Regions from separate parts of the Homo sapiens genome. Here region 2 is linked to region 1. The links are chromatin loops, found by intact Hi-C in ENCODE. Cell type or tissue: CD4-positive, alpha-beta T cell. All regions are shown on one strand. Links, peaks and the distances in the headings refer to the core of each region. The heading gives the core; the rest is flanking DNA. Region 1 holds the start of VKORC1L1 (vitamin K epoxide reductase complex subunit 1L1). Region 2 overlaps TYW1 (tRNA-yW synthesizing protein 1 homolog).

What was found. Hi-C counts contacts between places; a loop is a spot of excess contacts. Peaks named below come from ENCODE experiments on the same cell type or tissue, not always from the same donor. Only the 100,000 strongest peaks of a DNase experiment are listed, where the experiment ranks them.
Region 2: it touches region 1 in a loop (5-fold over the local background); 4 of 110 quality-filtered maps call a loop at or near these places.

The regions. Positions count from the first base shown.
Region 1 is chr7:65,863,162-65,879,369 of GRCh38, forward strand. It overlaps VKORC1L1 (vitamin K epoxide reductase complex subunit 1L1), which reads left to right and starts at 9,913. Exons shown (of 3, transcript NM_173517.6): 1 at 9,913-10,404. The coding sequence starts at 10,211. RefSeq lists silencers at 9,605-9,664, 9,685-10,184, 9,898-10,077, 10,625-10,694 and enhancers at 9,760-10,311, 10,863-11,414. In CD4-positive, alpha-beta T cell, for the core only: no CTCF peak of the experiment used is centred there; DNase peaks (open chromatin) are centred at 9,980 and 10,740; H3K4me3 peaks cover 1,030 bases.
Region 2 is chr7:66,997,897-67,002,896 of GRCh38, forward strand. It overlaps TYW1 (tRNA-yW synthesizing protein 1 homolog), which reads left to right. Exons shown (of 16, transcript NM_018264.4): 2 at 169-299; 3 at 921-1,058. Among named protein-coding and RNA genes, the nearest start is that of TYW1, 3.6 kb to the left of the region's middle. In CD4-positive, alpha-beta T cell, for the core only: CTCF peaks have their summits at 2,903 and 3,132; a DNase peak (open chromatin) is centred at 2,903.

The sequences.
Region 1 (16,208 bases), core at 7,775-12,774:
AGGCTCACAGCTGTTGCCTCAGAATGAATTGTGCCGTGGGTCTCACCCATATCTGATTTAGATGAGACTCTGAACTTTAAACTTTTGAGTTGGTCCTGAAACAAATTAAGACTTTTGGAGCTATTGGGATGGAATGAATGTATTTTGCAGGTGAGAAGAACATGAATTTGGGTGGTTGGGGCAGAATGCTATGGTTTGAATGTATCCTCCAAAGTTAATGTGTTGGAAACTTAATCCCCAATGCAACAATGTTGAGCGGTGCAACCTTTAAGAGATAATTAGGTCAGGAAGACTTTGCCTTCAGGAATGGATTAATGTCGTTATTGTGGGAGTGGGGTTCATTATGATGCGAGTGAGTTTCTTATGAAGGATGAGTTCTGCCCCCTTCCTGCTCTCTCTCACCATGTGATACTTTCTGCCATTGTCTGATATAGCAAGAAGGCCCTCACCAGATGTAGCCCCTCTACTCAGACTTCCCAACCTCCAGAACCCTGAGTCAAATAAATTTCTGTTCATTATAAATTACCTGTTATAGCAGCACAGAATGAAGACAAGTGCGTCTGAATTATTCACCCTGGAGAGAAGAAACTGGTTTAAAAAACGCAGATTTTTTAGTGTCTCCCAGAGCTCTGAATCTAAATCTCTGGATATCTAAACCTCTGGACATGTAATTTTTAACAATTTTCCTGGTGATTCTTAAGCACTTCAAATTTGAGAACTGCTGCTCTATACCCAATATCATTTTAACCTGGAAAATATGCACTCACCAACCGTTCAATGTTATTACCTGAGTTTGCCTGATCATAAAGGTCACTAGAGGGCTTAATAAAAAACCAAACACCGAATGTTCTCACTCATAGGTGGGCACTGAACAATGAGAACACATGGACACAGGAAGGGGAGCATCACACACCGGGGCCTGTTGTGGGGTGGGGGGAGGGGGGAGGGATAGCATTAGGAGATATACCTAATGTTAAATGACGAGTTAATGGGTGCAGCACACCAACATGGCACATGTATACATATGTAACAAATCTGCACGTTGTGCACATGTACCCTAAAACTTAAACTGTAATAAAAAAATAGAACTAAGAAGTTACATAGTATAATATGCCATGAAAGTAAATGTATTTAATAAGAGAAGAAATGGAAAATATCAAATAAAGCAATATAATAATTTCAAAAAATATATATATATATTTACATTCTTAGGTCGCTCTGCTGGTGGGAATCATGAATGAAACAAAGCCCAAGAATTTACATTTATTTACTTATTTGCTCTTTTTAAAATGGAGTCTCTGTCACCCAGGCTGAGGTGCAGTTGTGCGATCTCAGCTCACTGCAACCTCCACCTCCTGGGTTCAAATGATTCTCTGGCCTTAGCCTCCTGAGTGGCTGGGATTACAGATGCCCGCCAACATGCCCAACTAATTTTTGTATTTTTAGTAGAGACAGGGTTTCACAATGTTGGCCAGGCTGGTCTCAAACTCCTAACCTCAGGTGATCCACCCAACTTGGCCTCCCAAATTTCTGGGATTCGAGGTGTGAGCCACCATGCCCAGCCAAGAATCTACATTTAAATGCAGTTGTTAAATGTTCTTCTAAGTAACTGTGTACACATTTATCTATTTTGTGGAATTACTGGAAGATAGATCACTTACATTTTGGATAGCTTTAGCCCAGTATGATAATTTTAGTTTTTGAATAGCAGTTTATTTTAAGCCATTGCTTCCAGAAGAATTTAATCTGATCCAATGTTGCATTTTTCTTTCACCCATAGAGACAAGAATGAAGATAATAGCTATAGCATTTATTGAACATTAACTATGTGCCTGTCACCATGTAACTGATTCTCCTCAAACCCTCAGAGGCATGGACCACTGTACTACTGCCATCCCCATTTTATGGAGAAGATACTGAGGCAAAGGGGAGTTAAGTACCTTGCTAGGCACAGGCAGTTATTAACGCGGTAGAGCTGGGATTCCAAACCATTCTTGTAAGCAACGCAACACTGCGTCTCTGGACTTAATCCAGACAAATTTCTCTGATGCTTAAAAGTTGCCTGCATTAAATGCGCTTTTGTGAAATTCCTTCCTTCCTTCCTTCTTTTTTTTTTGTTTTTTTTTTGAGATAGAGTCTCTCTCTGTCACCCAGGCTGGAGTGCAATGGCACAAACTCCGCTTACTGTAACCTCCACCTCCTGGTTCAAGTGATTCTCCTGCCTCAGCCTCCCGAGTAGCTGCAATTATGGGTGCCCACCACTACACCCGGCTAATTTTTGTATTTTTAGTAGAGACAGTGTTTCATCTTGTTGGCCAAGCTGGTCTCAAACTCATGGCCTCAGGTGATCTGCCTGCTTTGGCCTCCCAAAGTGCTGGGATTACTGGCGTGAGCCACCACACCCGGCCAAAATATATTTCTTATATAAAAGAGAAAGTTTTCCTTGTGTTGTGTTCTACTCATGGTTAAAAGGTTCCTAAAATGGGCCTTGTTGTTTTCTCTTCTTCTTCTTCTTCTCTAGAGCAGCTAGAAAGAAAGACACTTGTTCTTAACCCAAAGAGGCCTCTTCTAAAAATGTTTTCTATATTGGTGAGACTAATTAAACTGGAAAAGTTCATCAACTAAATGATGAAACAAGGTAAAGCCTTTTGTTAATTATTTTTGAATAATTTATTCCTGGCCTGCCACCGTGGCTCACGCCTATAATCCCAGCATTTTGGGAGGCTGAGGTGGGAGGATCACGAGGTCAAGAGATCGAGACCATCCTGGCCAACATGGTGAAATCCTGTCTCTACTAAAAGTACAAAAATTAGCTCAGTGTGGTGGCACATGCCTGTAATCCCAGCTACTCGAGGGGCTAAGAAGGGCACTTGAACCTGGGAGGTAGAGGTTGCAGTGAGCTGAGATGGTGCCACTGCACTCTAGCCTGGTGATAGAGTGGGACTCCGTCTCAAAAAAAAAATTATTCCTGGGCTCCGTATGACTTGTTGAGGAATTGCAAGATACTGGGAAGTCTCTAATTAGGGAGTTTTAGAATAAACAGAAGTATAAACATTCATAGGAGTTAGATTTGAAGACAACTGCTTTTAACACACAGACCCACCAGGAAGTGAGCATCTTGGTGGGGGTTATTTATTATGTGTTTTACTTTGAACAGAGAACATGCACGTTCATTAGCTCAAAAGTGTTCTTGTCCTCGCATAGTGAAGGAAATGTGTGCAAGATAAGGATGAATGTGGCATGCAGGGAGATCCAGGCACGGCTGGCATTTGGCTTTGCTGATGGCTGCAATGTGGACTGTGGACTGTGGGCAAATTAACTCACCACTTTTTGAATGGCCTTTAGAGAGGAAATCCTAAAAAGATTCCAGGACCTGCAGCAGCCACACAGGAGATTGAGTATTCAAGGGAATAGAATGCTGGAGAACACAGAGACAGTTAGGTTAACTAAAGAAGATGAAAAATTAGTCTGGGCTCAGTGCTTCATACTTGTAATCCCAACACTGTGGGAGGCTGAGGCAGGAGCATCACTTGAGCCCAAAAGGTTGAGGCTGGCCTGAGTGACATAGTGAGACCCCCATCTCTACAAAAAATAAAAAGAAATCAATTGGGTACGGTGGCATGCACATGCGGTCACAGCTACTCGGGAGGCTGAGGTGGGAGAATTGCTTGAGCCTGGGGAGGTGAGACCCTGTCGAGGAGGAAGAGGAGGAGGGGGAAGAAGAGGAGGAAGAAAAAATAGAAGAAGAGCTGGGTGTGGTGGCTCATGCCTGTAATCCCAGCACTTTCGGAGGCCGAGGTGGGCAGATCATGGTCAACAGATGAAGACCATCCTGGCCAACATCATGAAACCCCATCTCTAATAAAAATACAAAAATTAGCTGGGCGTGGTGGCATGTGCCTGTAGTCCCAGCTACTCAGGAGGTTGAGGCAGGAGAATCACTTGAACCCAGGAAGCAGAGGTTGCAGTGAGCTGAGATTGTGCCACTGCGCTCCAGCCTGGTGACAGAGGGAGACTCCATCACTAAAAAAAGAAAGAAGAAGGAGAAGGAGAAGGAGTAGGAGAAGAAGAAGAAGAAGAAATGGTCTCTGAGCAGCCATGAAGAGTAGGAAGATAACCCAACCTACCTCTCGCTGGGTCTATGGGGAAAATATTGATTAAGGCAGAGCAGGTCTTCAGAGAGAGACTAGGTTTGGTGAGTAAGAGATTCGAAAAGCTAGAAGGGAATGAGGATATTTAAGTTACTCTTATTGCATAATATATAACCCCAAAACTTTGGGTGCTTAAAATCATCTTTTTTTTTTCATGGTTCTGGGAGTTGACTGGGTTCAGGTAGGTGATTTTCACTCGGGGTGTCTCATGCTGTTGCAGTGGCTGGGGCTGGAGTCTTCACAAAGCCTTCTTCAGTCCCATGTCTGGCAACTGATGTTGGCTGTCATCTGAAACCTGTGCTGGGACTGTTGATTGGAACATCAAAATGTGGCCTCTCCCTGTGATCTGGGCTTCCTCACAGCATGGTGGCTGGGTTCAAAGAGCAAGCATCCCAGGAAGACCATGGAGAAAAGGTGTCCCCTTTTATGAGCTACCTTGAATCACTTCTGCCAGTCACAGACCTTCTTGAATTCAAGGGGGAGGAGCACAGACCTGACCTCACCATGGGAGCAATGTTAAAGTTATGTTGAAGAAGAGCACATGCTATTATTATTATTATGTCTTGCTCTGTCACCCAGGCTGGAGTCCAGTTGTGCAATCTCGACTCACTGCAACTTCCACCTCCCAGATTCAAGTGATTCTCCTGCCTCAGCCTCCCGAGTAGCTGGCATTACAGGCACATGCCACCATGCCCAGCTAATTTTTGCACTTTTAGTAGAGATAGGGTTTCCCCATGTTGGCCAGGCTGGTCTCAAACTCCTGACCTCAGGTGATTCACCTGCCTAGGCCTCCCAAAGTGCTGGGATTACAGGTGTCAGCCACCACACCTAGCACATGCTATTAGTAAAAAGTCAGAAAACAGTCAGGTGAGATGGCTCGCACCTGTAACCTTGCACTTTGAGAGGCTGAGGTGGGCAGATAACTGGAGGTCAGGAGTTCGAGACCAGCCTCGGCAACATAATGAGACCCCCATCTCTATACAAATAAAAAATTGAAAGTCAGAAAAAAAAAGATGTTGGTGAGGATTCAGAGAAAAAAGGAACGCTTATACACCGTTGGTGGGAATGTAAATTAGTACAACCATTACAGAAAACAGTAGGGAGATTTCTCAAAAAACTAAAAATAGAACTGCAATCCAACCAGCAATCTCACTACTAGATATCTACCCAAAGGGAAAGAAATCAATATATCAAAAAGTACCTGTACTCATATGTTTATCACAGCACTATTCATAGTAGCAAAGATATGGAATCAACCTAAGTGTCCATCAACAGATGATTGGATAAAGAAAATATGGTACATGTACACCACGGAACATGACCTAGCCACATAAAGAATGAAATCGTGTCTTTTGCATCACTGTGGATAGAACTGGAGGCCATTCTCCTCAGTGAAATAATTCAGAAACAAAGTCAAATACTGAATGTTCTCATACATGGGAGTTAAACAATAGGTACACATGAGGAGCAACAGATATTGGAGACTCCAAAAGATGGGAGGATGGGAGGAGGGTGAGGGGTGAAAATTTCCTATTGAGTACAATGTTCACTATTTGAATCATGGCTACACACAAAGCCCAGACCTCAGCACTCCACAATATATGCATATAGCACTCCACAATATTTGCCCCTGGTCCAGTTGTGAAGTCTCATACAGAGTATCAATCAGTCAATGTTCTCCCTTGGTTTTGAATGTATTTCTTTTACTTCAAGAGTAAGTTGTCAAGTGTGGTGGCTCACACCTGTAATCCCAGCACTTTGGGAGGCCGAGGCGGGCAGATCACTTGAGGTCAGGAGATCAAGACCAGCCTGGCCAACATGATGAAAACCTGTCTTTACTAAAAATACAAAAATTAGCCAGGCATGGTGGCAGGCACCTGTAGTCTCAGCTACTCAAAGGCTGAGGCAGGAGAATCTCTTCAACCTGGCTGATGGAGGTTGCAGTGAGTCAAGATCACACCACTGCACTCCAGCCTGCGTGACAGAGCTAAAAAAAAAATTTATAAAAATAAAACTAAATAAATAAAAATTGTAAAAAAAGCACACGGGATGGCAGAACTTGTTGCAGCCACCTTGGAATATAGAATTTGCCACAGAGGGCAAGTAGAAAAGTATGTCAGAGTTTAAGATTTCAGAAATCTAGCCATCCAAAAGGATCATAAGAGCCATTCCTGTGGCGGCTTTGGGGAGTGGATGCAAAGGTCATCAGAGCTGAGAAAGACGTGGGATGATGAGTCAGGCGAATTGCATGCTCATCCACATGGATGCTGACATCCTCAGGAAAGCAGAAGGACTTCAGATAACAGAGGGCAAAACACGATTTCATTCTTTTTTTTTTTTTTTTTTTTTTTTTTTAGAGACAGGGTCTTTCTCTGTCACCCAGGCTGGAGTGCAGTGGCATGATCATAGCTCACTGTAGCCTTGAACTCCTGGGCTCAAGTAATCCTTCTGCCTTGGCCTCCTGAATAGTTAGGGCTACAGTGTGTGCCACCACGCCTGGCTAATGTTGTATTTTTATTTTTTGTAGAGATGGGGTCTTGCTATGTTGCCCAGGCTGGTTGATAACTCCTGGCCTCAAGCGATTCTCCCACATTGGCCTCCCAAAGCATTGGGATTACAAGCGTGAGCCACTGTGCTCTGCCTCAAAACACTCTTTTAAAAGCTTTTGTTTTTTTTTTTCTGTAGTGGTGAAATAATTAACCTCTGTGGTGAGGACTTCCTTTTTATTTGGGAAAAGATATTTGCTGTGGGCCTATTGTTTCTGCAAAAATACTAGTAGCTAACATTTTTTGAGTGTCCATTCATTCATTCATTCATTCAAAATATATATATGGGGGCCAGACATGGTGGCTCACACCTGTAATCCCAAGGCCAAAGCGGGTGGATCACCTGAGGTCAGGAGTTCGAGACCAGCCTGACCAATATGGTGAAACCCCATCTCTACTAAGTACAGAAAAAAAAAAAAAAAAAAGCCAGGCGTGGTGGTGCATGCCTGTAATCCCAGCTACTTGGGAGGCTGAGGCAGGAGAATCACTTGAACATGGGAGGTGGAGGTTGCAGTGAGTCGAGATTGCATCATTGCCCTCCAGCCTGGGCAACAAGAGCAAAACTCTGTCTCAAATTTAAAAATAAAAATAAAAATAAGTGAGGGCTTATGAGGCATCAAAGGTCATTTATAGAATGTTGTTAGCAATTTAATTCATGATAGCTAAAAATGGGCCAGATGTCCATCCGTAGTAGAATGGACACGTAAAATTGTGGATATCTAATATAATGGACTATTATACAGTAATGAAAAATAACAATCACTATTCACAATAGCATGGGTAAACCTCCCAGACCTATTGATGAAAGAAGCCAGATGATCAAGAGATCTCATCAACTGAGTAAAGGAATCTATAAGAAGGGAAGTTGCAGGAGTCTACTTAGATTTATTAAAATCATTAGGGATGTAGAGTGAGGTTTTTGTTTTTTGTTTTTGTTTCTTAATCAGTGTGTCATTCTGTCATCCAGGCTGGAGTGCAGTGGGGCAACGTTGGCTCATTGCAGCCTCAATCCACACCCCTGCCCCAAGCCCTCTGGGCTCAGTCAGTCCTCCCAAGTAGCTGGAACAACAGGCATGCACCACACCTTGCTAATTTTGTATATATTTTTGCAGAGACCAGGGCTCCCTATGTTGCTCAGGCTGGTCTTGAACTGCTGGCCTCAAGCAATCCTCCTGCCTCAGCCTCTCAAAGTGTTGTGAGCCACCCCACCTGGGCAGAGCAAGGATGTTTTTGAGGACTGTGGTAGATAGCTTCCTCATATTCATGTCCTGTGTAATCCTCTCCCTCTGAGCATGGGCTGGACCTAGGGACTATTTTCTTTTTCTTTCTTTCTTTCTTTTTTTTCTTCTTTTTTTGAGATGGAGTTTTTCCTTGTAAGCCAGGCTGGAGTGCAATGGTGTGAGCTTGGCTCACTGCAACCTCCACCTCCCAGGTTCAAGTGATTCTCATGCCTCAGCTTCCCAAGTAGCTGGGTTTACAGGCATGTGCCACCGCATCCGGCTAATTTTTGTATTTTTAGTAGAGACGGGGTTTCACCATGTTGGTCAGCTGGTCTCGAACTCCTGACCTCAGGTGCTCTACCCACCTCGGCCTCCCAAAATTCTGGGATTACAGGTGTGAGCCACCATGACTGGCTGGACCTAGAGACTATTTTCTAAGTAGCAATAGACTTCGTAAAAGTGATGGGATGTCACTTCTGGGATTAGGTTTCAAAAAAGGACTGTGATCTCACTCTCATTTTCTTTTTCTGTCTCTTCCTCTTTCTCCTCCCTCTCCCTGGGGTAAGCCTGCCGCTTCTTACCAAGAGGTGCAAGTGGACAGGAAATGATGTCTCCAGCCAACAGCCAGAGAGGACCTCAGGCCTGCCAGCAGCAGTGGAAGTGAGTTTGAAAGAGGATTCTGAAGCCTTGAGAGAGCTGCAGCCCTGGCTGACAGCTTGATTGTATCCTCATGAGAGCCTGAGCCAGAGGACACAGCTAACCTCACCCAGATTCCTAGCCCGTGGAAACTGTGAGGGAAAAAAAAGTTTATTGTTTATTAACTGCTAAATTTGGGGTGATTTTTACCCAACAATAGATAACGAATACAAGGATATTGCTTATTATTCAAAATCACTATATAAAGCCCCTGAAAAATTGAAAGCTGCAACCAGGGAAACACTGAAAATCTCCAAGAACCCTGTGTTTCTTCTTAAAGACAGTGAGAAAAAGCACATACATCTGTTTTCCTTTTAGTTTTGGCCACCAGGAAGCTCAGAGCCAAATTTATGATGCAATTTTAATAACTATGTAAGCCCCTATGGCCTGCTTATCTGTGTTCTTATTCCTGGCCTTTCATTTTATTCTGACTTTTCTTTTTCTTCGTCCTGATTGTATTAGCTCATCTTTATTTTTCTATATTATATGAGTTATGGTAAGCAACTTCAAATTCAGCTTACGGAAAAGCAAGGCATTCGTAAATCTCTCTTTTTTTTTTTGAGACTCTTACTCTATCGCCCAGGCTGGAGTGCAGTGGCACGATCTTGGCTCACTGCAACCTCCACCTCCCGGGTTCCGGCAATTCTCATGCCTCAGTCTCCCGAGTAGCTGGGATTACAGGCGCCCACCACGACACCGGGCTAATTTGTTTTTGTTTGTTTTTTGTATTTTTAGTAGAGACGCGGTTACGCCATGTAGGCCAGGCTGGTCTCGAACTCCTGACCTCAAGTGATCCACCTGCCTCGGCCTCCCAAAGTGTTGGGATTACGGGTGTAAGCCACTGTACCCGGTCCATAAATCATTTTTTAAAAATAGTTTTTAAATTTAAAACATAGTTTTGCACATTAAAAAAAAAGTTTTGCACAGGTCTAACCGAAGGTGGTGGTGGGAAGATCAGGTCATAGGTGTGGGTCTCTGGAGCTCCAAGCATTGGCCAGGGTTGATTTGGATTGGGTCAGAAATATACAACGAAAAAGGGAAAAAGGATGGCAATTGATTGCCATCCCCAGAGGGAGGGGCCGAGGGTTCGCCCAGTCACCCACAGTGGCATCCTTGCAATGTGCTAGTTAGACCGCTCCTTTAAGTCCCTCCCGCACTGGCCCGCTCGGCCCCGCCCCTCTCTGGCTCCGCCCCTCCCCACCCCTGCCCCGCCCATCCCCACCCCTGCCCCACCCCTTTCTCCCCCGGGCTCCACCCCTCGCGCGCGACCGGCCGCGCGGCGCAGCGCCACGCCGCCTCAGTCTCCGCCCGCCGATCCGGCCTCTTCGGCCGTTGCGCACTCCACCCCCTCCCTCCGCGCCCGCGCGCGCCTTCCCCGCCCCGTCCGCCTCACTCCTTTTGGGGCGGTTGGGCCGCGCGCCTGTGGGGGCGGGGCCCGGAGCAGGCCACCGAGCCAATGGGGCGCGGCGGCGGCGGCGGCGGTGGTGGCGGCGGCGGCGGAGGCGGCGGTGGCGGCGGTGGCGGCTGGGTCGGGCCCCGACGGGCGGCGGCGGCTGAGGTGGAGGCGGAGGGAGGCGGCGGCGGCGGCGGCGGGAAGATGGCGGCTCCCGTCCTGCTAAGAGTGTCGGTGCCGCGGTGGGAGCGGGTGGCCCGGTATGCAGTGTGCGCTGCCGGAATCCTGCTCTCCATCTACGCCTACCACGTGGAGCGGGAGAAGGAGCGGGACCCCGAGCACCGGGCCCTCTGCGACCTGGGGCCCTGGGTGAAGTGCTCCGCCGCCCTTGCCTCCAGGTAGCCGGCTTGGGGGAGTGGGCCAGGAGCGGCCGAGCGGGGCGAGGGTGGAGTCTCGGGGTGGGGAGCGCGCGGCGGGAGCTCAGGCCTGGGGGCGGCGGGGACCGGGCCGCTGGGGAACTGACGGGGTCGGGTCGGGGCCAGGCGGGGGGCGGCGGCGGGGCGCTCCTGCCCGGGGGGCGGCCTGAGCCCAGGCCGCGGGGCGGAGGTGGCGGGGCCGCGAGGCAGCCGGGGAGGGATGAGGTGGCAGAGTGCAGCCGGGAGGCCGGGGCGGACGCGGAGCGGTCGGGCGGGCTGGGGCCCGGCTGTGCAGGAGCGCGAGGGGGCTGCGGAGGGTGGGTCCAGGCTGGCTTGACAGGTTTCCTGGTTCTCGGGAGGCGGGCCGGGGGTGTGGGACCTTGTCCACCGCACCCTTGAGACCAGCGGCAACCTCTTGTCCCCCCGATCGCTGCAGCCGAGGCTTTGGGGCCGGCGCGGAGACAGGGGGGTTGCCTTTCCCACTGTCTTCCTGGTGCTAGGACAGGTGTTTCCGTGGTCAGGCCTCTTTGTACTCCAGCGCTAGTGAGAATTTGCAGACTTAACTGGGACGGTGACATTTGCTGGCAAACACGAATTTGACCCTACTGTGGAAGAAGATACCCGCACTTAACATATCTGATTTCTTGGATTCCCTCTCGTATGTTTCAGTGTGCCAGGAGAAGGAAATGGTCTGAGTTTGGGTCTAGTTTAAGCTTCATTGGAGTAAAGGACAAGTATGTTATGTATATGGTGGTGTTTTAGGCATTGGAATGACTTTTAAACGTTGTTGCCTATTAGCATATTCGAGACCAGCATATTGGTCAGGCTGGTCTCGAACTCCTGACCTCAGGTAATCCACCCACCTCTGCCTTCCAAAGTGCTGGGAATCAAGCATGAGCCACCGCGCCTGGCCTGCTTAAGTGCTTAAAATTGACTTTTCTTGGCCGGGCACAGTGGCTCACGCCTGTAATCCCAGCACTTTGGGAGGCCGAGGCGGGTGGATCATGAGGTCAGGAGTTCAAGACCAGCCTGGCCAACATGGTGAAACCCCGTCTCTACCAAAAATACAAAAATTAGCTGGGTGTGGTGGCATGTGCCTATAGTCCCAGCTACTCGGGAGGCTGAGGCAGGAGAATTGCTTGAACCTGGGAGGCAGAGGTTGCAGTGAGCCAAGACCACACCATTGCACCCCAGCCTGGGCAACAGAATGAGACTCCATCTCAAATAAATAAATAAAATATAAATAAATAATTTTTAAAAATTGACTTGTCTTTAAAAAAGTGTATTTAGCATACACTCTAAATATTCTCATAGTTATATCCTGCAAGAGCTGCATGTTTGTGCATAAAACATCAAGTAGTATATTAAAAGTATGTATAAGTACATGTAAGACTAAAGGTAACTGGATCTCTTTATAGTTTTAAATGTGAATTTAATATGTTGTGACTGAAAGTGATGTTTCATTGTGTAGCTGTGGACATAAAATAGTTTAACTTAGATGCTTGCCAAAGGAGGGTAGGTAAAAATAAGATTTGCTAATAAGAAGAGTAGATAACTTATTTGCCATGTATACAGTGAAATTAAGAAATTTGTTCAATTTGATCAGCCTGTTTATAAACTACTTGCAAAAATCAAGTAGCTTATAAACTACCCATTTAATAAATGAATTTACAAATCAACTTGTTTTGCAGGTAGTTTATATGCAGGCTGATCAAAATCACATATGTATATATACATATATAATCACATATATGTACATATATAGACTCATTTTCTTTTGGAAGTGTGTAGACAAAACATCATTGAAAGTTTTTATTTTGTCAAGCTGAAAGACACTTTTCTTTTTTTTTCTGAGACGGAGTCTTGCTCTGTCACACAGGCTGGAGTGCAGTGGTGCGATCTCGACTCACTGCAACCTCCACCTCCCGGGTTCACTCCATTCTCCTGCCTCAGCCTCCTGAGTAGCTGGGACTACAGGCGCCCGCCACAACGCCCTGCTAATTTTTTGTATTTTTGGTAGAGACGGGGTTTCACCATGTTAGCCAGGATGGTCTCGATCTCCTGACCTCGTGATCCGCCCTCCTCGGCCTCCCAAAGTGCTGGGATTACAGACGTGAGCCACCGCGCCTAGCCTGAAACAGACTTTAAATGAAAGCTGATTATTGGACACCTCAAGTTAGTTTTTTTTGAGTGGTGATTGCCATGTAGCAGTAGTACTCAAATATGTGACTCTTTTAGGAAAAGAAAGTTTGAGCCCAGAGGAAAGTTAACAGACAAAGATTCTGAAGAAAATCATCTTCCAGGATCCAGAGTCAGCACGTGGTTTTGGATTGCTCAAACTCACTTTATTCTCATTTCGCAAGCCCTGTGTCTTAATCCAAACACGGTAAGGTAGAGATTAATGAGAGAATCTTGAGAGGCAGGTGTTATCTGTGTGTAAAGTCCTCTATTATTTTGGGGAGGCATAATGATGGAAAGTTCCAGATTTTATATTTCTAAAGAAATATTTCACCGAAATTAGTAGGCTACAATAGAAATGCTGATTTTTCAATTCTACCATGTACAGCCAGTAAAAACAATAACACACCACTATCTCCTGTCACCATCATTTCATTTAACAAAAGGATATTTCCATTCAAACAATTTGAAAGAACAGAATCTCTCAGAATAAAATATTTTTAAATGGAATCATTTAGCTATATGGAAAAGTTTACTTTCAGACCAGCCTGGCCAACATGCTGAAACCCCGTCTCTACTAAAAATACAAAACAAGCTGGGCGTGGTAGCATGCACCTGTAATCCCAGCTACTCGGGAGGCTGAGGCAGGAGAATCACTTGAACCTGGGATGCAGAGGTTGCAGTAAGCCAAGATCGCGCCATTGCACTCCAGCCTGTGTGACAGAACGAGACTCTGTCTTTAAAAAAAAAAAAAAAAAGTTTACTTTCGTGTCCTTACTTTTTCCCATTTTCCCATAAATCGGTGAAAACTCTGCTGCAAACCTGCACCAGCCTGCCAGCTAACATTCAGTTAGCAGTCCCTGCCCCCTTGGTTTGGTACACTGAGCTCAAATCTAAGGGATCTGGGTGGGCTTCCACCTCTCCCAGTTCTTAGGCTTGTGGCCTTATCTTCATGGTGCCTCAGTTTCTTATGTTAAATAGGGCTTTTAACACCTACTTAGGGCCTGGTGCAGTGGCTCACACCTGTAATCCCAGCAGTTTGGGACGCTGACACCTGGCAGACCTCTTGAGCTCAGGAGTTTCAGACCAGCCTGGGCAACAGGGCAAAACCGTGTCTTTACAAAAAATACAAACGTTAACCGGGCATGGTGGCGCATGCCTGTATTTCCAGCTTCTTGGGAGGCTGAGGTGTGAGGATCACTTGAGCCTGAGAGGCTGAGGTCTGCAGTGAGCCATGATGGTGCCACTGCACTCCAGCCTGGGTGGTAGAGAGAGACCCTGTCTCAAAAAAAGAAAAACAAAAAAACCTACTTTGCCAGATTAGTGTTACGATGAAAAGTGATACATGTATGTTCCTGAAATAAAGCCTGTCCTCAGTTATAGCTGTTACCATTGATTGGAGATGTTCTTTTTTTTCCAGTGTTTGATAATAAATGCCTTTAAGTATAAGTTTCTTGTACATACTTGTTTATATGTTTAAACATTAATTGTTTTAATGTAGTTTATTGCTGACTTTATAGCATAGTATAAAGATGTGTTCATTTAAAACAATTTTGAAGTTGTGCAAGAGAAACTAATGCAGAATATTCTTTTTTTTTTTTTTGATGGAGTCTCGCTGCTCTGTCACCCGGACTGGAGTGCAGTGGCATGATCTCAGCTCACTGCAACCTCCACCTCCCGGGTTCAAGCGATTCTCCTACCTCAGCCTCCCAAGGAGCTGGGATTACAGGTGCCCACCACCATGCCCGGCTAATTTTTGTATTTTTAGTAGAGACAGGGTCTTGCCATGTTGGCCAGGCTGGTCTTAAACTCCTGACCTCAGGTGATCTGCCTGCCTCAGCCTCCGAAAGTGCTGAGATTATAGGCATCAGCCACCGTGTCCAGCTGTAATATGCAGAATATTCTATGTAGGTATTTTCTATATATAAGACCCCCTCTAAGAAGGGTTTCTATGTAAGAATAGTACAAATGATCTGGAAAGGTTAATAGGCTTGACAAATCTATGTTTCTTAAAACTGTAAAAATAGTCTGGTTGTCCTATGGTCTATGTATAGAACATATACCATAGGGGATTGGTTTCAGGACCCCTGTTTTTACTGAGATCCTGGCATACTCAAGTCCCCACTGTGGGCCCTGCAGAACCTGAATGTGAAAATTTGGGCCTCCATATATGCAGGTTTCGGTCTGCATTTGGTTGAAAAAGATCCACGTATAAGTGAGCACACACAGCTTAAACCCGTGTTGTTCAAGGGTCCACTGCATTTGAAAATCAAGTCCATAAAAAAGTTGCCTTATTTTACAAAATGTCGGATTACTACCTCTCCCATATCTTAAAAAAAAAGTACCATCTATTTACTACCCCATTGAGATAATAAAACTTTTAGAATTAGAATAGAACCTAGGGCTGGGCATAGTGGTTCACGCCTGTAATCCCAGCACTTTGGGAGGCTGAGGTGGGTGGATCACCTGAGTTCAGGAGTTTGAGACCAGCCTGGCCAATATGGTGAAACCCCTTGTCTACTAAAAATACAAAAAATTAGCCGGGCATGGTGGTGGGCACCTGTAATTCCAGCTACTCGGGAGGCTGAGGCAGGAGAATCACTTGAACCCGGGAGGTGGAGGTAGCAGTAAGCCGAGATTGTGCCACTGCCCTCCTGCCTGGGCAATAAGAGGGAAACTCTGTCTTACAAAAAAAAAAAAGAACCTAGAAGTATTTACTGCTCTTTGCTTTGTCTGAGACTCAGAGGTTAAGTGACTTGCCCAAGATAGCACAGGTAGTAGCAAATTGAGACTTGACACCTGGCTTCCAGAGTACTTATTTAAAGTCCCCTTTGCACCCCCATTTTAAAAATTAAATTCTTGGCTGGACGCAGTGGCTCACGCCTGTAATCTCAGCACTTTGGGAGGCCGAGGTGGGCGGATCACGAGGTCGGGAGATCAAGACCATCCTGGCTAACATGGTGAAACCCCGTCTCTACTAAAAATACAAAAAAAATTAGCCAGACATGGTGGCACACGCCTGTAGTCCCAGCTACTTGAGAGGGGCTGAGGCAGGAGAATCACTTGAACCCGGGAGGTGGAGGTTGTGGTGAGCTGAGGTCGTGCCACTGCACTCCAGACTGGGTGACAGAGTGAGACTCTGTCTCAAAAAAAAAGAAAAATTAAATTCTTGTCTAGGTAAGGCATTCGCTGCTTCGGATTTGAAAGATAACAAAGCATGTACAGTGAAAAGTCTCCTTCATATCCCTTCCACCAGACAGTTCTCCCGCTCAGTAGACCGCTGTGAAACTTTTCAGAGCCGTTTGACACATAGACAAACATCCACGTGACCATATGATTCCTCCCTTTTTTTAACATGGAAGTATCACGTATGCATCCTTATTGATAGCCTGCTTTTTGCTTGGCATTCGTTCCATTGCTCCCATACTTTAAATGCTTATGTTCATATTTAGTGAAATGTTAATAACTGCTAGTACGTAAAAGAGAATTTGTTCTAGTAGTTTTGACTAACCAAGATAAATTTCAGAAATAAAATTCTTAACATTATCATTGTTTCTTGGTATGGAAATTTCAGAAGCAGGTTGAACTGAAAAGAGTCCAAGAGGAAT
Region 2 (5,000 bases), core at 1-5,000, 1.1 Mb after region 1:
GGAATTACAGGCATGAGCCATCGTGCCCGGCCAACAGTTGATTTTTAAATTAGATTTCTTAGCTGGGTTGTTGAATGTAAGGTTGGTTTTATTTTCTTCTTAAAATTGGGATGGATATCTTTGTATATGTAGCTTTAAATGAAATTGTGTGTGTCATTTTAAATTTAGATCCTTCTGCGGATACATGGGACCTCTTCTCACCTTTAATATCATTATGGATAAACAGGTTTTACATTTATTTGGGCTTTGCTGTTAGCATTAGCCTTTGGATTTGTGTCCAGATTGTCATCAAGACGCAGGTAAGTGGAGTTATTTTTTTTTTAATGGAGTATTTAGGCATCAGATTTTATAGAGGATTTAAATACTAAAAGGAACCTTTAATTACTTTTGTGTTTGGTCTTTAGACATTTTAATGAAATGCCTAAAATAAATTTCTTCTCTAAGTTTTTGGAGACTAAGTTATCTTGGATTAAGTTCTTTACTTTTTCTTTGATAGGTGTGTCTCATTTTTAAGATACAGGAAGATTTTTGTAATGAAAAGTGAACCTTTTATATGAAAAACAAATTTGTTTTATACCTTTAAGGGTCAGTAGTCCTCTCTTTCCATTAATTAAGGATCAGAAAATAAGTTCCTACTATTATTCTACTAAAATACCTTATAGGATAAAAGTATGTAAAGTTTTTTCTTGGAGGGAAAGGAAATCATGAGCCTTAAAAATGTGGGTCCTGCCTATTAAAGGACCTTATTATACCAAGGGGCTAATATTTGAGGAATACAACCAGAAAGATTAAGAGAAAAATACAGTGTGTCAGATTAAGAGAAAAATAAAATGTGTCAGTATCTGTGCTAATTTTCATCCCTGCTGAAGTTGGGAAACGATTTAGACTTGATGGATTTTGTGTAATTATTTGTCTTCAAGGGCAAGAACTTACAGGAAAAATCTGTTCCAAAAGCAGCTCAGGATTTGATGACAAATGGTTATGTCTCCCTTCAAGAGAAAGACATCTTTGTGTCTGGAGTGAAGATTTTTTATGGTTCTCAGACTGGAACAGCGAAGGTAAGAAATTTATATGATGCTTTTCCTTTGGTTTCCTGACATTTTAAGAAAATCCCTTTAGCAGTGAACTTTAGCAGTGAACTGTCCTTTAGCAGTGAACTGAATTGGTCATCTAACCTTCTTTATTCTTTCTCCCAGCCTTTTCCCCTCAAATATTTTTCCATTCTGTGACGGTAGGCAGGTTTCATCTCCTGTGCCCAGTTAGAGCTGATTGGTGGTGTCTGATGGTCAGTGTCTTGAGGGGGCCTTTGTTCTGAAGTTTGCTTCTGCCTCAGCAGGCTAGAGAAAGTTGTGAGTCCATTATCGATGCCCATGGGTATGGAAGTAGGGAATAGGGAAAAAAGGATGGCACTAATAGTTCCAATATGGGCCTGACTTTCACATCACACATCTATGTTTATTTTTTATTTTGTTTTTTGAGACAGAGTCTCACTCTGTCACCCAGGCTGGAGTGCAGTGGCACGATCTCGGCTCACTGCAACCTCCACCTCCACCTCAAGCGATTCTCCTGCCTCAGCCTCCCGAGTAGCTGGGATTATAGGTGCCTGCTACCATGCCTGGCTAATTTTTGTATTTTTAGTAGAGATGGGTGTTTTGCCATGTTGGCTAGGCTGCTCTCAAACTCCTGGGCTCAGGTGATCCGCTTGCCTCGGCCTCCCAAAGTGCTGGGATTACAGGCGTGAGCCACTGCACCTGGCCTCACGTCACACATCTATGTAATGAAACTTGTTTTGATTTCTAATAGTGCTAAAAGTGTTAAAGGTAGACACTAAAGTAAATACAGCTGATATCTAGTTGAAAGATGCTTCCCATTCTCTCTCTTTTTTGCGGGGGAACAGTGTCTGGCTGTAGTGCCATCTAAGCTTCAGTTGCTTATCTGTGAAATGGTAAATTGCAGATGGTAATAGTATGGTTATCTCAGGGTCACTGTGAGGATTTAGTGATATTATCTGGCATGTACTTTGATTTCTCCTTTTTGCTTTTTTTTTTCTTTTTTTAAAGACAGGGTCTCTCTCTGTTGCCCAGGCTGGAGTGCAGTTGTGCCATCTTCGCTCACTGCAACCTCTGCCTCTCGGGCTCAAGGCATCCTCCCACCTCAGCCTCCTGAGTATCTGGGACTATAGGTGCATGCCACCATACCCAGCTAATTTTTGTACTTTTTGTAGAGATGGGGTTTTGCCATGTTGCCCAGGCTGGTCTTAAACTCTTGGGCTCAAGCAATCTGCCCGCCTCGGCCTCCTAAAGTGTTGGGATTACAGTCGTGAGCCACCGTGCCCAGTCCCATTCTCTAATTATATCTAGATGCTACCTGTTTCTGTGTTACAAGGTCACAGCTATTTTAAAAAAATTTATTTTATTTTTGAGATGGTATCTCACTCTGTCCCCCAGCCTGGAGTGCAGTGGTGTGATCTCGGCTCACCACAACCTCTGCCTCCTGGGTTCGAGCAATTCTCCTGCCTCAGCCTCCCTAGTAGCTGGGATTACAGGTGCCTGCCATCACATCTAGTTAATTTTTGTATTTTTAGTAGAGACGAGGTTTCACCATATTGGTCACACTGCTCTCAAACTCCTGACCTCAGATGAGCCACCCGCCTCAGCCTCCTAAAGTGCTGGGATTACAGGCGTGAGGCACCGCTCCCAGCCAAAAAATTTATTTAATTTTTTTGTAGAGACAAGATCTTGCAATCTTGTCCAGGCTGGTCTTGAATTCCTGGCTTCAAGATATTCACCCACCTTGGCCCTCAAAGTGCTGAGATGATAGGCATGAGCCACGAGGCCTAGCCAGGTCACAGCTAGTTAGTGCTTTCTAGGAAAAGATTTTAAGGAAGGCTAGCATGAAAATAAATTAGAGGAAAAATCAAGGTCTGTTACTTTTGTGGACTACTTCAGAGGGTTCTACTGCCCTCTTGTGGAAGTTGCGCAGAATAGTACTTCTTAGGTTTTCACTACTTGAGTGCAGATACTTTGCTTCATTTTACAGTCGAAGGTCAGTTGTTAAGTTAAACCTTAAGCAGTGGAGGTGGGAAACCTGAAAAAAAGCAAAAAGGTGTCTGAGCAGCCAAAGCAAAGTCCTTTTAATGTTACTTATAAAAAACCTTTTTCAGAGCCTCTTTATGCATGTTTTTACCTTTTTAAAAAAAATGATCAAAAAGATCAAACGAATACTTGCAGATGGTAACAAATCCAGGTGTACAGAAAGTTCATAATGAAATGTACTCTCCAGAAACCTTTTAACTATTTCTATTTTTAGTTCCTCTGATGCTTATGCTGTGTTTCGAGATTTATCAACATTACACAAAAGTTATTGGCTCTTTATATTAATTAGTTTATACAAACAGCCCTCAAGTCTCAGTGGCTTAATGTTGCTGTCCATATCATAGTTGATTTTGGGGTAGATAGCCATCTTCCATCTTAAAGCTGCGCCATCTGAATTTATTTTTATTTATTTTATTTTATTTATTTATTTTTTATTTATTTATTTTTTTGAGATGGAGCCTCGCTGTGTCGCCAGGCTGGAGTGCAGTGGCGCGATCTCGGCTCACTGCAACCTCTGCTTCCCGGGTTCAAGCGATTCTTCTGCCTCAGCCTCCTGAGTAGCAGGGACTATAGGCGCCCACCACTATGCCCAGCTAGTTTTTGTATTTTTAGTAGAGATGGGGTTTCACCACGGTGGTCAGACTGTTCTCGAACTCCTGACCTCATGATCTGCCCACCTTGGCCTCCCAAAGTGTTGGGATTACAGGCGTGAGCCACCGCGCCCAGCCTTTATTTTTATTTTTTAAGAGACAAGGTCTTGGCCTGGCGTGGTGGCTCATGCCTGTAATCTCAGCACTTTGGGAGGCCGAGGTGGGCAGACCACTTGAGGCCAGGAGTTCGAGACCAGCCTCGGCAACAAAGCAAAACCCCATTTCTACTAAAAATACAAAAAATTAGCTGGGCGTGGTGGTGCACGTCTGTAATTCCAGCTACTTGGGAAGCTGAGGCAGAAGAATTGCTTGAATCTGGGAGGTGGAGGTTGCAGTGAGCCTAGATTGCACCACTGCACTCCAGCCTGGGCAGCAGAGTGAGAACCTGTCTCAAACAAAAAAAAAAAAGGAAAGAAGAAAAAAAGAGATAGGGTCTTGCTCTGTTACCCAAGCTGGAGTGCAGTGGCATGATTTTAGTTCACTGCAGCCTCGACCTCTTGGGCTCCAGCGATTCTCCTGACCCACCCTCCTGGGTAGATGGGAATATGGGCTTGTGCCACCATGCTGGGCTAATTAAAAAAATTTTTTTTGTAGAGATGGGGTCTCCTTATGTTGCCCAGGCTGGTCTTGACTCCTGGCCTCAAGAGATCCTTCTGTCTAGGATTACAGGCATGAACCACTATGCCCAGCCCATCTCAATATTGGGCTAGGATTACAGGTGTGAGCCACTGTGCCCAGCCCATCTCAATATTTCTTCATTCTGCTGTTGGATTTGATTGATTCATATTTGGTCGTGTGTAGAAGACTATTAAAAACTTTTGCCTCAGAAGGCGTAGCTTCATTGTCTTCCAGCATGTTAGTATTGCTAATGAGAAAGCGAATTTGTAGATGACTTGATTATTTTGTTTCTGGAAGATTTTCGGATCATTTCTTTGTCCTTGATTTCTGGAAATTTTATGGGAAGGTGACTATTTGGATCTTTTTCAGCTATTGTTCTGTATACTTGAATTTTTTTTGTTTTGACGATTTGTATGCATTTTGACGATTTGTGTGCATTAGTTCTGTTAATATTTCTTGGATGAATTTTTTTTTCCCCTTTTCATTTCTTTTTTTCTGGGATTCCTGTGGGATGTTCTACCTTTTGGATCGTCTTCTGTGTCTCAGATCTTTTCTCTTATATTTTTTGTAACTTTTTCTTTTTCTTTTTCTTTTTTCTTTTTTTTTTTTTTTGAGACAGGGTCTTACTCTGTCACCC